Linked DNA regions of Homo sapiens: all the other regions are linked to region 3. Evidence: read pairs that join two places in POLR2A ChIA-PET (ENCODE). Cell type or tissue: Panc1. All regions are shown on one strand.

Evidence for each region. ChIA-PET counts read pairs that join two places held together with the same protein. Peaks named below come from ENCODE experiments on the same cell type or tissue, not always from the same donor. Only the 100,000 strongest peaks of a DNase experiment are listed, where the experiment ranks them.
Region 1: POLR2A ChIA-PET joins it to region 3 with 5 read pairs; 2 of 35 experiments call an interaction of 5 or more read pairs at or near these places.
Region 2: POLR2A ChIA-PET joins it to region 3 with 5 read pairs; 5 of 35 experiments call an interaction of 5 or more read pairs at or near these places.

The regions. Positions count from the first base shown.
Region 1 is chr15:90,602,649-90,606,648 of GRCh38, reverse strand. It overlaps CRTC3 (CREB regulated transcription coactivator 3), which reads right to left. Exons shown (of 15, transcript NM_022769.5): 5 at 2,202-2,264. Among named protein-coding and RNA genes, the nearest start is that of LINC01585, 56 kb to the left of the region's middle. In Panc1, a CTCF peak has its summit at 2,517; no DNase peak of the experiment used is centred here.
Region 2 is chr15:90,121,072-90,125,071 of GRCh38, reverse strand. The region is part of intron 2 of IDH2-DT (IDH2 divergent transcript); the gene reads right to left. Among named protein-coding and RNA genes, the nearest start is that of IDH2, 21 kb to the right of the region's middle. RefSeq lists an enhancer at 2,986-3,485. In Panc1, no CTCF peak of the experiment used is centred here; no DNase peak of the experiment used is centred here.
Region 3 is chr15:90,213,036-90,217,035 of GRCh38, reverse strand. All of the region lies in intron 1 of SEMA4B (semaphorin 4B), which reads right to left. Among named protein-coding and RNA genes, the nearest start is that of SEMA4B, 14 kb to the right of the region's middle. RefSeq lists a silencer at 2,105-2,399. In Panc1, no CTCF peak of the experiment used is centred here; no DNase peak of the experiment used is centred here; H3K4me3 peaks cover 596 bases; H3K27ac peaks cover 3,885 bases.

The sequences.
Region 1 (4,000 bases), 390 kb before region 3:
TTTCTAATATCAATAGATATTCTCACATAAACAAATACTCTTTGAGGGCCTCAATATTTTTTTTATTTTATTTTATTATTTTTTTCTGAGACAGAGTCTCGCTCTGTTGCCCAGGCTGGAGTGCAGTGGTGTGATCTCGGCTCACTGCAACATCTGCCTCCCGTGTTCAAGAAATTCTTCTCCCTCAGCCTCCCGTGTAGCTGGGATTATAGACGTGCGTCACCATGCCCAGCTAACTTTTGTATTTTTAGTAGAGACGGGGTTTCACCATGTTGGCCAGGCTGGTCTCGAACTCCCGACCTCGGGTGATCCACCTGCCTCAGCCTCCCAAAGTGCTGGGATTACAGGCATGAGCCACTGTGCCTGGCCTATTTTATTTTATTTTACTAGTGTTACTTTTTGAGATGGAATTTCACTCTTGTCGCCCAGGCTGCAGTACAGTGGTGTTCACTGCAACCTCTGCCTCCCGGGTTCAAGCGACTCTCTCGCCTCAGCCTCTCAAGTAGCTGGGATTACAGGAACCCGCTACCATGCCTGGCTAATTTCTGTATTTTTAGTAGAGACGGTGTTTCACCATGTTGGCCAGGCTGGTCTTGAACTCCTGACCTCAGGTGATTCGCCCGCCTTGGCCTCCCAAAATGCTGGGATGACAGGCATGAGCCACTGCGCCAGGCCTCCATGTTTTTTAAGGCTGTAAAGTAGTCCTAAAAGAAAATGTGGGAGCCACTAATGTATAGCAAATTTCTGAAATTCTCCCAGATAGCTTCAATGTCTACACAGCTTTGGTTGCAAGAGATGATTATCTATTTATCTCATCATAAGGTCAAACTGTCGGCCATAGAAAGGACTTTACGGTAAGCAACTTCATTAGCCTACAGTGCTTCTTTGTGGTTCATTCCAGTGACAGCCTCAGGTGGCTATGAAGCCACGTGGCTTCAGAGGAGGGAAGAGGCAGACAAGGGCAGAACCCACAGTGCAACAGAAAGAGCGTGGCCGCTGAGATCAGAGAGACCTGGGTTCAGATTCCAGCCTCTTTTTACAGATTCAAAGAGACTCAAGAGAATATCAAACGAATGCAGAGCCAACTGGGAAAATCTAAATACCGACCAGGCATTGAATTATATTAAGGAGTTATTTTTAATTTTGTTAAGTGTAATAGCGGCATTGTGGTTATGTTTTTTAAAAAAGGTTCTCGTCGGCCTTAAACTGCTGGAGACATTTCAAGGTACAATACTATACTAGCCAGTCACGGGACTGAGGTGGGAGGTAGGTTTGGAGAGACTGGCAGAATGCTGATAATGAGTGAAGCTGAGGATGGGCACCACAGGCCTTTTATAACTCTTCTGTTTGAGTATATTTAAAATTTTGCACCATTCATCGGGTTTCTTTTTTATTTTGAGACAGCGTCTCTCTCTTGCCCAGGCTGGAATGCAATGGCGCAAACATGGCTCACTGCAGCCTCAACCTCCTTGGGCTTAGGTGATCCTCCCCACCTCAGCCTCCTGAGTAGCTCGAACCACAGGCACGTGCCACCACGCCTTTTTTTTTTTCATAGAGACAGGGTCTCACCATCTTGCCCAGGCTGGCCTCAAACTGCTGGACTCACACGATCCTCTGGCCTCAGCCTCCCAAAGTGTTGGGACTATAGGCGTGAGCCACCATGCTCAGCTGCATTTTTTCAAATCCTAGTCCTTCACCTATTAGCTAAGGCCCTTAAACAAGTCACTTAACCTTTTAGAATGGAAAATAATACTCATTCTTGTAGGGTGTTGTCAGGATTGAAAAAAAATGGCTGAGGTAGAACTCTTACTCCTGGAGTCTGGCCCAAAGTGATCATGATAATAGCTGATGTTTATTCAGCACATATGCTTCCCAGGTATTATCTTATTCAACCCTCACAACCAACCCATGATCTAGGTAGCATTATCTCCATTTTTCAAATGAGTAAACTGAGGCAATCAGAAGTTTAAAAATCTACTCAAGGTCATACAGCAAGATGCAAACCCTGGGAGTCTCATCCCAGACCTCGTGTGCTCTATACTTTCCCCTGTAGACACTCAAAAAATGGTGGGTTTTGTTTTGAACATGTCATATCAACACAGCTTACATAAACACACTCTGGCAACTGGATGCTATGTAAAAAATATCAGGACAGTTAAATTGCTTTAAAATCTACTCCTACCAGGAAACAACCCATGTACCTGTTAAGTGCAGATGTCAGCCTGAACCCAGGATGCTTTTCGTCTTTCCAAGGAGGCTGCTGCCTTTAAAAACCAGAACAACATAAAAGGAAAAGAAGTCAATCCACAGACAGCAAAGGAGGGCCTCAGCACTTGCATTTGAGAACTGGCTCTTCTACTCACCTCGCTCTGCAAGAGTTACTTAAAAATACCCCACACCTCGCTCATTTTGCTCATCATTGTTAAAATGAGGTAAGACTCCATGATCCTTCCAGTCCTGTGATCTCTGATTTCCAGTATAAAAACTACTACAAACCCATAAGGCACAGGATTAGCTAGCTGGGCAGATGAGGAGTTCAGTGTGCATGTAGGGGGCGCCGTGGCAATCTTGGATGCAAAAATTTTGCATTCCCCTACCAATGGCCATGAAGAGGAATAGAATTGTTACAGTTGCCCAGGGTATGAAAATATTAAGTCTAACCAGTCCTGGTGCTCTGAAAAGCAGAAGACATTTCTTGGATACATAAAAGAAAAATAACAGTTTGGAGATGACTTTTACTGATGTAATAAAATATTGTATTTATTCTACAACCCTGGATCCCAAGATTCTTGAGGGCAGCTGAAAACCTACCTGAGGTGGGGACCCACTGTTACCCATCTTTATTTCCTTTCCCAGATCCAGACTACATTATACACAGTAAGTTCTCAGTCAGTATTTGCCCAGAGAATGGATGGAGAGTAGACTTCAATCCGGAGAGCTAAATATTTTTGATACACACATTTTAAATGTGTCCTAAATCTGACTTGGTGATCTGAAAATGATACTAGGCACACAACAGATGCAGCAGGGGCTTTTTCTCAGTTAATTCTATTTCCTGTTACCCTCTGTATTGGGTACAAAAATACTCAAAGAGACCTTAAATCAAATACACTGTGCAAATTACCATTTTAAGAGTCTTTTGTCCTTTTCAGCAGCTTACTAAGACACTCTGAGAAAAGATGCTTATTTTTCTTTCTTTTTTTTTTGAGATGGAGTCTCGCTCTGTCACCCAGGCTGGAGTGCAGTGGCGTGATCTCGGCTCACTGCAAGCTCCGCCTCCTGGGTTCACGCCATTCTCCTGCCTCAGCCTCCCGAGTAGCTGGGACTACAGGCGCCTGCCACCACGCCCGGCTACTTTTTTGTATTTTTAGTGGAGACGGGGTTTCACCGTGTTAGCGAGGATGGTCTCGATCTCCTGAGCTTGTGATCTGCCCGCCTTGGCCTCCCAAAGTGCTGGGATTACAGGCATGAGCCACCGTGCCTGGCCAAGATGCTTATTTTTCTAAGTCTCAAACATAAGAATGCCATATCTGAGTATTCTGCTGGTAAATATATTCCAAAAGTGTTTCTATTTGGTTTTAAATATGAAGATCTAGATTTCTTTAAATAACTTTTCATTTTAGACTTTCATATTAGCCTATCATTGGAAATGCTTAGGTGTTTGTTTTTGTTTTTTGAGATGGAGTCTCACTCTGTTACCAGGCTGGAGTGCTGTGGCGTGATCTCAGCTCACTGCAACCTCCGACTCTCTGGTTCAAGCAACTCTCCTGCTTCAGCCTCCCAAGTAGCTGGGATTACAGGCATGTGCTGTCATGCCCAGCTAATTTTTGTATTTTTAGTAGAGACGGGGTTTCATGATGTTGGCCAGGATGGTCTCAATCTCCTGACCTTGTGATCTGCCCGCCTCAGCCTCCCAAAGTGCTGGGATTACAGGCATGAGCCACCATGCCCGGCCAATAAGGTGTTTTGTTGTTGTTGTTGTTGTTGTTGTTGTTTTGTT
Region 2 (4,000 bases), 92 kb after region 3:
GGCCTCCCAAAGTGCTGGGATTACAGGCATGAACCACCGCACCCAGCCAGCTGAGTATATTTTAACCAGCACATTACTATGAGGTTGGTACTAAGCTGTTACTCTACCCATTTTACAGATGATGATAAAGTGAGCCACGGAGAAGTCTGGAAACTCTCCCAAGGCAACCAGCTAGGACAAGGTTGGAGGCCTCACTTAATCACTAGCTCTACTGATAAACAATAATCTGATCATCTGATAAGGGAATTTAATTAAGTGGTTCAATTGCCACTCCTTCATGCTGCCAACCCTGACTACAGCTTTTAAACACCACAGGGCATTGTTTCATGTAGTTTTATTGTTCTTAGTCACAGTAGATAAAACTGTGGACTCTCAAAATGTGACCTATCCTAGGTCTTTAGGAGACTTTTATGAGTAAATAAGACTGTTCTAGAGTTAATGATCCACTATTTCAGTTGATGTAGGGCTTCTAACTCAATCAATTAGGGGTTGAGATCCAACTATGAAACTAACTCAGTTCAAGACCTGGCCATCTCCCATAAGAGCTAAAGCCTAGAGAGTAAAATTATTGTCAAAAGTTACATAGTTCAGCCACGTGCGGTGGCTCATGCCTGTAATCCCAGCACTTTGGGAGGCTGAGGCGGGCAGATCACCTGAGGTCAAGAGTTAGAGAACAGCCTGACCAACACGGAGATACCTTGTCTCTCCTAAAAATGCAAAATTAGCCAAGCGTGGTGGTGCATGCCTGTAATCCCAGCTACTCAGGAGGCTGAGGCAGGAAATCGCTTGAACCTGGGAGGCGGAGGTTGTGGTGAGCCGAGATCGCGCCATTGCACTCCAGCCTGGGCAACAAGAGTGAAACTCCGTCTCAAAAAAAAAGGTAAAAGTTACATAGTTCCTAAGAGGTGAGGACAGAATATTAACCTGACTGATTCCAGAGCCCCTGCTCCAGTGAGAGGAATATAATGGACTATTAGGCTGCTAGTAAAAAAACAAAACAAAACAAAACAAAACCTTGGGAGAAATGATAGTCAAAGGGTACAAATCCTCAATTAGACAGGAGGAATAAGTTTTTTTCTTTGAGATATATTGCACAGCATGGTGAATATAGTAAATAATAATGTGCTGTACATTTCAAAGTCACTAAGTGTAAATCTCAAATGTTCTCACTACAAAAATTATAAGAATTTGAGGTAACAGATATGTTAATTAGCTTGATTTAATTTTTCTACATTGTATTCATAAATCATAACATCACTTTGGTTTTTGTTTTTTTTTTTTAAGAGATGGGGGTTTCACAATATTGCCCAGGCTAGTCTTGAATTCCTGAACTCAAGCAATCCTCCCACCTTGGCCTCCCAAAGTGCTTAAGTTACTGGTGCCCAGCCCATAACATCACTTTGTAACCCATAGCATATACAATGGTAATTTGCCAATTTACAATTTAAAAATATGTTGTAGAAGAATATTTAATGGCAAAGAAAAATGCCCTAAAGTGTTAAGTAACAGATGAGGGCTAAAAAAATAACTTTTATCAATTCTTGAGAACACATTGTTTTTCACATTTAAACATACCTGAAATCAGGGTGGATACAAATCAATTCTAGATTAATTATAGGTATCATTGTAAAAGTTTTAAAAAAGCCTAAAGCTTCTGTACTTTAGGAAGATACTATAGAAGTTTTTTGTTTGTTTGTTTGTTTGTTTGTTTTGAGACAGAGTCTCACTCTGTTGCCCAGGCTGGAGTGCAATGGCGAAATCTTGGCTCACTGCAACTCCACCTCCTGGGTTCAAGCGATTCTCCTGCCTCAGCCTCCCGAGTAGCTGGGACTTCAGGCACATGCCACCACGCCCGGCTAATTTTTTGTGTTTTTAGTACAGATGGGGTTCCACTGTGTTAGCTAGGATGGTCTCGATCTCCTGACCTCGTGATCCGCCCACCTCGGCCTCCCAAAGTGTTGGGATTACAGGTGTGAGCCACCACGCCCGGCCTATAGGAGTTTTCAAAAAGGCATAAGTCTTCTAGAAGATACTATAGGAGAATACTTTCACAATCTTGGGATAGGAAAAGATTTATTACATAGGACATAGAAATAATAAACATAAAAGATATGTTGACAGAGCGTGGTGGCTCACACCTGTAATCCCAGCACTTTGGGAGGCCAAGACAGGTGGATCGCCTGAGGTCAGGAGTTTGAGACCAGCCTGGCCAACATGGTGAAACCCTGTCTCTACTAAAAATATAAAAATTAGCTGGGCGTGGTGACAAATGCCTGTAATTCCAGCTATTCTGGAGGCTGAGACAGGAGAATCACTTGAACCTGGGAGGCAGAGGTTGCAGTGAGCTGAGATCATGCCACTGCACTCCAGCCTGGGCAACAGAGCAAGACTCCATCTCAAAAAACAAACAAACAAACAAATAAACAAAAGATATGTCGACCTAGAGGAAAAAACTGAGGGAAAATCATTTATACAAATAGAGAGTTTATTTGGGCCAAGTTGAGGACTGCAACCTGGGAGCACAGATTCAAGTTGCCCTGAATAAATGCTCCAATTAGCAATATTTACAGATGGGTTTTTAAAGGAAAAAAGGAGAAGCAGTCCCTAAATGGTCTACCAAGAATTTACATTAAAATAATATAAGCTATTGATTGGCTATCCATTGATTTTTTTTGTATCAGGAATTCCAGGACATGAAGATAACAGATAAGGAAAAAAAAAAAAAAAAAAGGCCTTTAAACAGGTGCCCCAGGCCTGAATGTGGGAGGGCCTGGGGAGCTGTGACTGAAGTCCCATACTCAAGTCTCTCTGGGCCTGATCAATTTTGTATACAATTTCACATAGCTCAGACTGTTCTGAGCTATTTTTCTTTTCTCAGGTCAATAAGTTGGACTACATTAAAATTAAGAGTTTTTGTGCATCGAAAGATGTGTTAAAAAAATAAAGCAAGCCATTGAGTAAGAGGACATTTGCAACACATACATCCAAAAAGGAGACTCTGGGCGTGGTGGCTCATGCCTGTAATCCCAGCACTTTGGGAGGCTGAGGCAGGTGGGTCACTTGAGGTTAGGAGTTCGAGACCAGCCTGACCAACATGGTGAAACCCCATCTCTACCAAAAAAAAAAAAAAAAAAAAAAAAAAAAATTAGCTGGGCATGGTTGCGTGTGCCTGTAATTCCAACTACTTGGGAGGCTGAGGCAGGAGAATTACTTGAGTAACCTGAGAGATGGAGGTTGCAGTGAGCTGAGATCACGCCACTGTACTCCAGCCTGGGTGACAGAGCAAGACTCTGTCTCAAAATAAATAAATAAATACATAAATAAGGAGACTCATATCAAAATGTATATCAAGGCTGGGCGTGGTGGCTTATGCCTGTAATCCCAGCACTTTGGGAGGCCGAGGCAGCAGATTACCTGAGGTCAGGAGTTCAAAACCAGCCTGGCCAACATGGCAAAACCCGTCTCTATTAAAAATACAAAAACTAGCTGGGGGTGGTGGTGCACATCTGTAATCCCAGCTACTCAGGAGGCTGAGGCAGGAGAATTGCTTGAATCTGAGAGGCAGAGGTTGCAGTGAGCTGAGATCGCGCCACTGCACTCCAGCCTGGGTAACAGAGCGAGACTCCGTCAAAAAAAAAAAAAAAAGAAAAAAGAAAAAAAATGTATATCGAACTCCTACAAATCACAAACAAGCAGAAAAGCCAATGGAAAAACAGGCAAAAGATTTGAAACAGGTGCTTCACGAGAGAATATCCAAATAGCTAATAAGCATATGAAAAGGAACTCAATCTCATTAGTCCCCAGGGAAATGCAATTTAAAAATCGCACTGAGCTCCCACTACACCCACCAGAATAACTAAAGCTGAAAAGAATGACAATGCTGTTATCAGTGCTGTAGAGAAACTGAAACTCTCATACTTTGCTGGTAGAATATAAATTAGACAATCAATTTGAAAAGTTGGCAGTGTCTATTAAAACTGAACACTTTATATATGTATGT
Region 3 (4,000 bases):
AAGCAAACTAAAATATAAAGTGATGAGTTTTGAGCACATAATAGAATATTAAGAAAGGAAAATACATTTAACACTTTCCTTTGAGTGACATTAGACCCAAAGAGAAGGAAATGTTAAGTGGGCCCTGCAGTGAATGCTATTTGCATTGACAGAGTAATGCAAATGTTGAGCATGGGCTTTTCTTTTTTTTTTGAGACGAAGTCTCGCTCTGTTGCCCAGGCTGGAGTGCAGTGGCATGATCTTGGCTCACTGCAACCTCCACCTCCTAGGTTCAAGTGATTCTCCTGCCTCGGCCTCCCAAGTAGCTGGTATTACAGGCATGCACCATCACACCCAGCTAATTTTTGTATTTTTAGTAGAGACGGGGTTTCACCATGTTGGCCAGGCTGGTCTCAAACTCCTGAACTCAAGTGATCTGCCCGCGTCAGCCTCCCAAAAAAGCACTGGTCTTTGAGACTGATGGTTATTACACAGAATGGGAGTGTTTTCAATTTTGACCTCAGAAACCAGAACTGATGACAGACAGACATCATAATATGGTAGCAGGGTTGTCACAAGCTGCTGCCAATGGCTAATGGAATAATAAATACAGGTCAAGTGTACTGTTTTATATTGCAAAGGTAACCAATAAAGGAAGTGAATACAGTACGGTGACAGAATATGTTGGGGGGAGGAATGGAAGGGAGATGTAAGTGAGGGAAAGTTAGGAATTCAAATAAGCCAAGAAATAGTGGTGTAAGTATTTTACTTAAAAATATGGAGGAAATGGGCTGGGCGTGGTGGCTCACACCTATAATCCCAGCACTTTGGTGTGGATCACCTGAGTTCGAGACCAGCCTGACCAACATGGAGAGATCCCGTCTCTACTAAAAATATAAAATTAGCCAGGCGTAGTAGCACATGCCTGTAATCCCAGCTACTCGGGAGGCTGAGGCAGGAGAATCGCTTGAACCTGGGATGCAGAGGTTGCGGTGAGCTGAGATCACACCATTGCACTCCAGCCTGGGCAACAAGAGTGAAACTCCATCTCAAAAAGAAAAAAAAAAAATGGAGGAAATAATGGTAGAACAAGAACCCTAAGAACCCTAAATGATTAAAAGTCCCTTTTAAATTGGCCTGGGGTGAGGGAGGACAGACGTTTTTGCTTTTTATAATAAGCCCTTCTATACTTAAAAATATATATATACGTGCATGTATCCTTGATACAAATTTTATTTATTTTTTGAGACTGAGTCTCACTCTGTTGCCCAGGCAGGAGTGCACTGGCATGATCTCGGCTCACCGCAACCTCCGCCTTCCAGGTTCGAGCAATTCTTCTGCCTCAGCCTCCCGAGTAGCTGGGATTACAGGCATGTGCCACCATGCCCGGCTAACTTTTGTATTTTTAGTAGAGACAGGGTTTTGCCATGTTGGCCAGGCTGGTCTCGAACTCCTGGCTTCAAGCAATCCGCCTGCCTCAGCCTCCCGAAGTGCTGGGATTACAGGTGTGGGCCACTGCGCCCAGACCTTGGTACACATTTTAAGTAGCTTTTGTTTTTGCAGAATAACAACAAGGAAAGACACGAATTATCTACCATGAAGTGAAAATTCAGGTTATATTTAGTATGTATGGTCAAATTCTATTTTTTGTGGGAAAAATATAAGCATAGGAAAAAAATCCAGAAGGATGTATCACAAAACACTAAAACATGGGCTCCCTGGTAGAATTACAGGTAGCTTTCTTTTCTTTTTTACTTGTTATCATTTTTAGATTCTCTAATAAGCAGGTTATCCTTATATAATGTGAAATATATAAATCAAAGAAAAAAAAAAAGAAACACACACACACTTACCCACCAGGGTACTGTTTATGCTTTGGGTAACTAAAGGGTTTGGAGAGAAATTATTTTTAAAATTCTAAGCAGCTGATGAGAACACAAAAACAAGCAAAGAGCAGCACCCTGACCACCCTCAGGCACGTTGTAGCGGACCAGTGGGTTATGACCACACAAACAGTCTCACGAAGCTGAGGAAGCAAAAAGTGCAACACGCCCAATCAAGCAGCTGTGAAGATGACTTCATGTGTGTTTACCTGTGGAGTGTTTTTACATACCCCCAGCCTGGTTCCATAAAGGGTGGGGAGACATGAAGAAAAGAAAGTAGTGAAATATAAACATTAAAATCAGGAGCAGAGAAAACCCAAATCTGAAGAAAAACATCTCCATCAGCAAGGAAGTAAAAATTCACGAGTAGGTCAATGAGTCTTCGCACAGCTGGTAGAGAAGGGCTGAGCCTTTAGTGCTGGGCCTCCTGGTGGCCAAAGAAAAATGGGAAATGAAGCTACTCCATCCTCAATGTCCATAAGGAGGAACACATATCAGCCATTTGGGGGAAGCTCAGCCTTTTTTTTTTTTTTTTTTTTTGAGATGGTGTTTTGCTGTTGTTGCCCAGGCTGGAGTGCAATAGCACAATCTTGGCTCACCGCAACCTCCGCCTCCCAGGTTCAAGCGATTCTCCTGCCTCAGCCTCCTGAGTAGCTGGGATTACAGGCATATGTCACCACGCCCGGCAAAGTATTTTTAGTAGAGACGGGGTTTCTCCATGTTGGTCAGGCTGGTCTTGAACTCCTGACCTCATGTGATCCACCCGCCTCGGCCTCCCAAAGTGCTGGGATTACAGGCGTGAGCCACCACGCCCAGCAGCTCAGCCCTTTTTTTTTTTTTTTTTTGAGACGGAGTTTCTCTCTTGTTGTCCAGGCTGGAGTGCAATGGTGCAACCTACACCTCTCAGGTTCAAGCGATTCTCCTGCCTCAGCCTCCCAAGAAGCTGGGATTACAGGTGCCTGCCACCATGCCCAGCTAATTTTTGTATTTTCAGTAAAGTCAGGGTTTCATCATGTTGGCCAGGCTGGTCTCTCGTACTCCTGACTTCAGGTGATCCGCCTGCCTCAGCCTCCCAAAGTGCTGGGATTATAGGCCTGAGCCACCGCGCCCAGCCGAAGCTCAGCTTTACACCTGGCAGCAAATGGGGAAGGAAGCCCTCGGGTGGGGGTGACACTAGTTAACAGGATGACGGGGGTCAGGTGGCTGAGCCACCGAGCCCGGCCCTCAAGTAGGCCCTTCTGTCAGGCAGCAGAGACATCGTCTCAATGAGCTGCAGTTTCTCATACATGTCACGGGAGGAATGAGACATATAAAGATCACAGGAGTCTCAAGAGGAGTGAGACCAAGACAGACACTGCGGTCCCTTCTTATCTTTTGGATTTTTCCATAGTTCTCTGGAAGCAAGGGCTGGTTCAGATAAGCTGGTTGCCCGTGCTTATCTACCTGCAAAAGAGCGTTTCCACCTGGGCAGGCCCTGTAAGTCTGGGCAGCAGACCGCCCTTGGAATCTGTCCAGACAAAGAAATGCCAAGAGTCAGAGATAAGCCTCAGTCCCAGGTGGCAACTCAATCCCACTTACGCCTGGGAGAAGGGGTGGAAACCTGCCTCGGGCACTACAGAGTGCAGCCGGCTGGAGGGGAAACCTATAGACCAGCCAGTCCCTGGTTCAGCCCAGGCCTCCAAACGAGCCAGCCACAAGCCCTCCAGCCATGCTGGGAGTAGAGTGAATGAAACGACAAAGGGACAGAAAGGGGAATGTGCCTTGGAGAGGGGGGTGAAGGGCCCCTTAACCAGGCTTTCCCCTTCTGGGGCTTCCCTTCCACACTTGCCTCATCTCTCTGCCCTGAGAGTCAGACTGAAAGCCATGGTGTGCAGAGTAGAGTTAGAGACCTGGGTTCAAAGCCATCCTCTACCACTTACTGGCTGTGTGCCACCAGGACACGCCACTTAACCTCTCAAAGCCCCGTTTTCCTTATCTGTAAAATGGGGAAAATAATAACACTTTGCCTCATGGGGTTGTTATTAGAAAAAATGAGATTACGTATGTAAATAATAATATACATAATAACCCACATTTACTGAGACAGCTTTGCTAAAACAACGTTGCACATGGTTTGCAGTGTGGCATGGTGTCTGGCA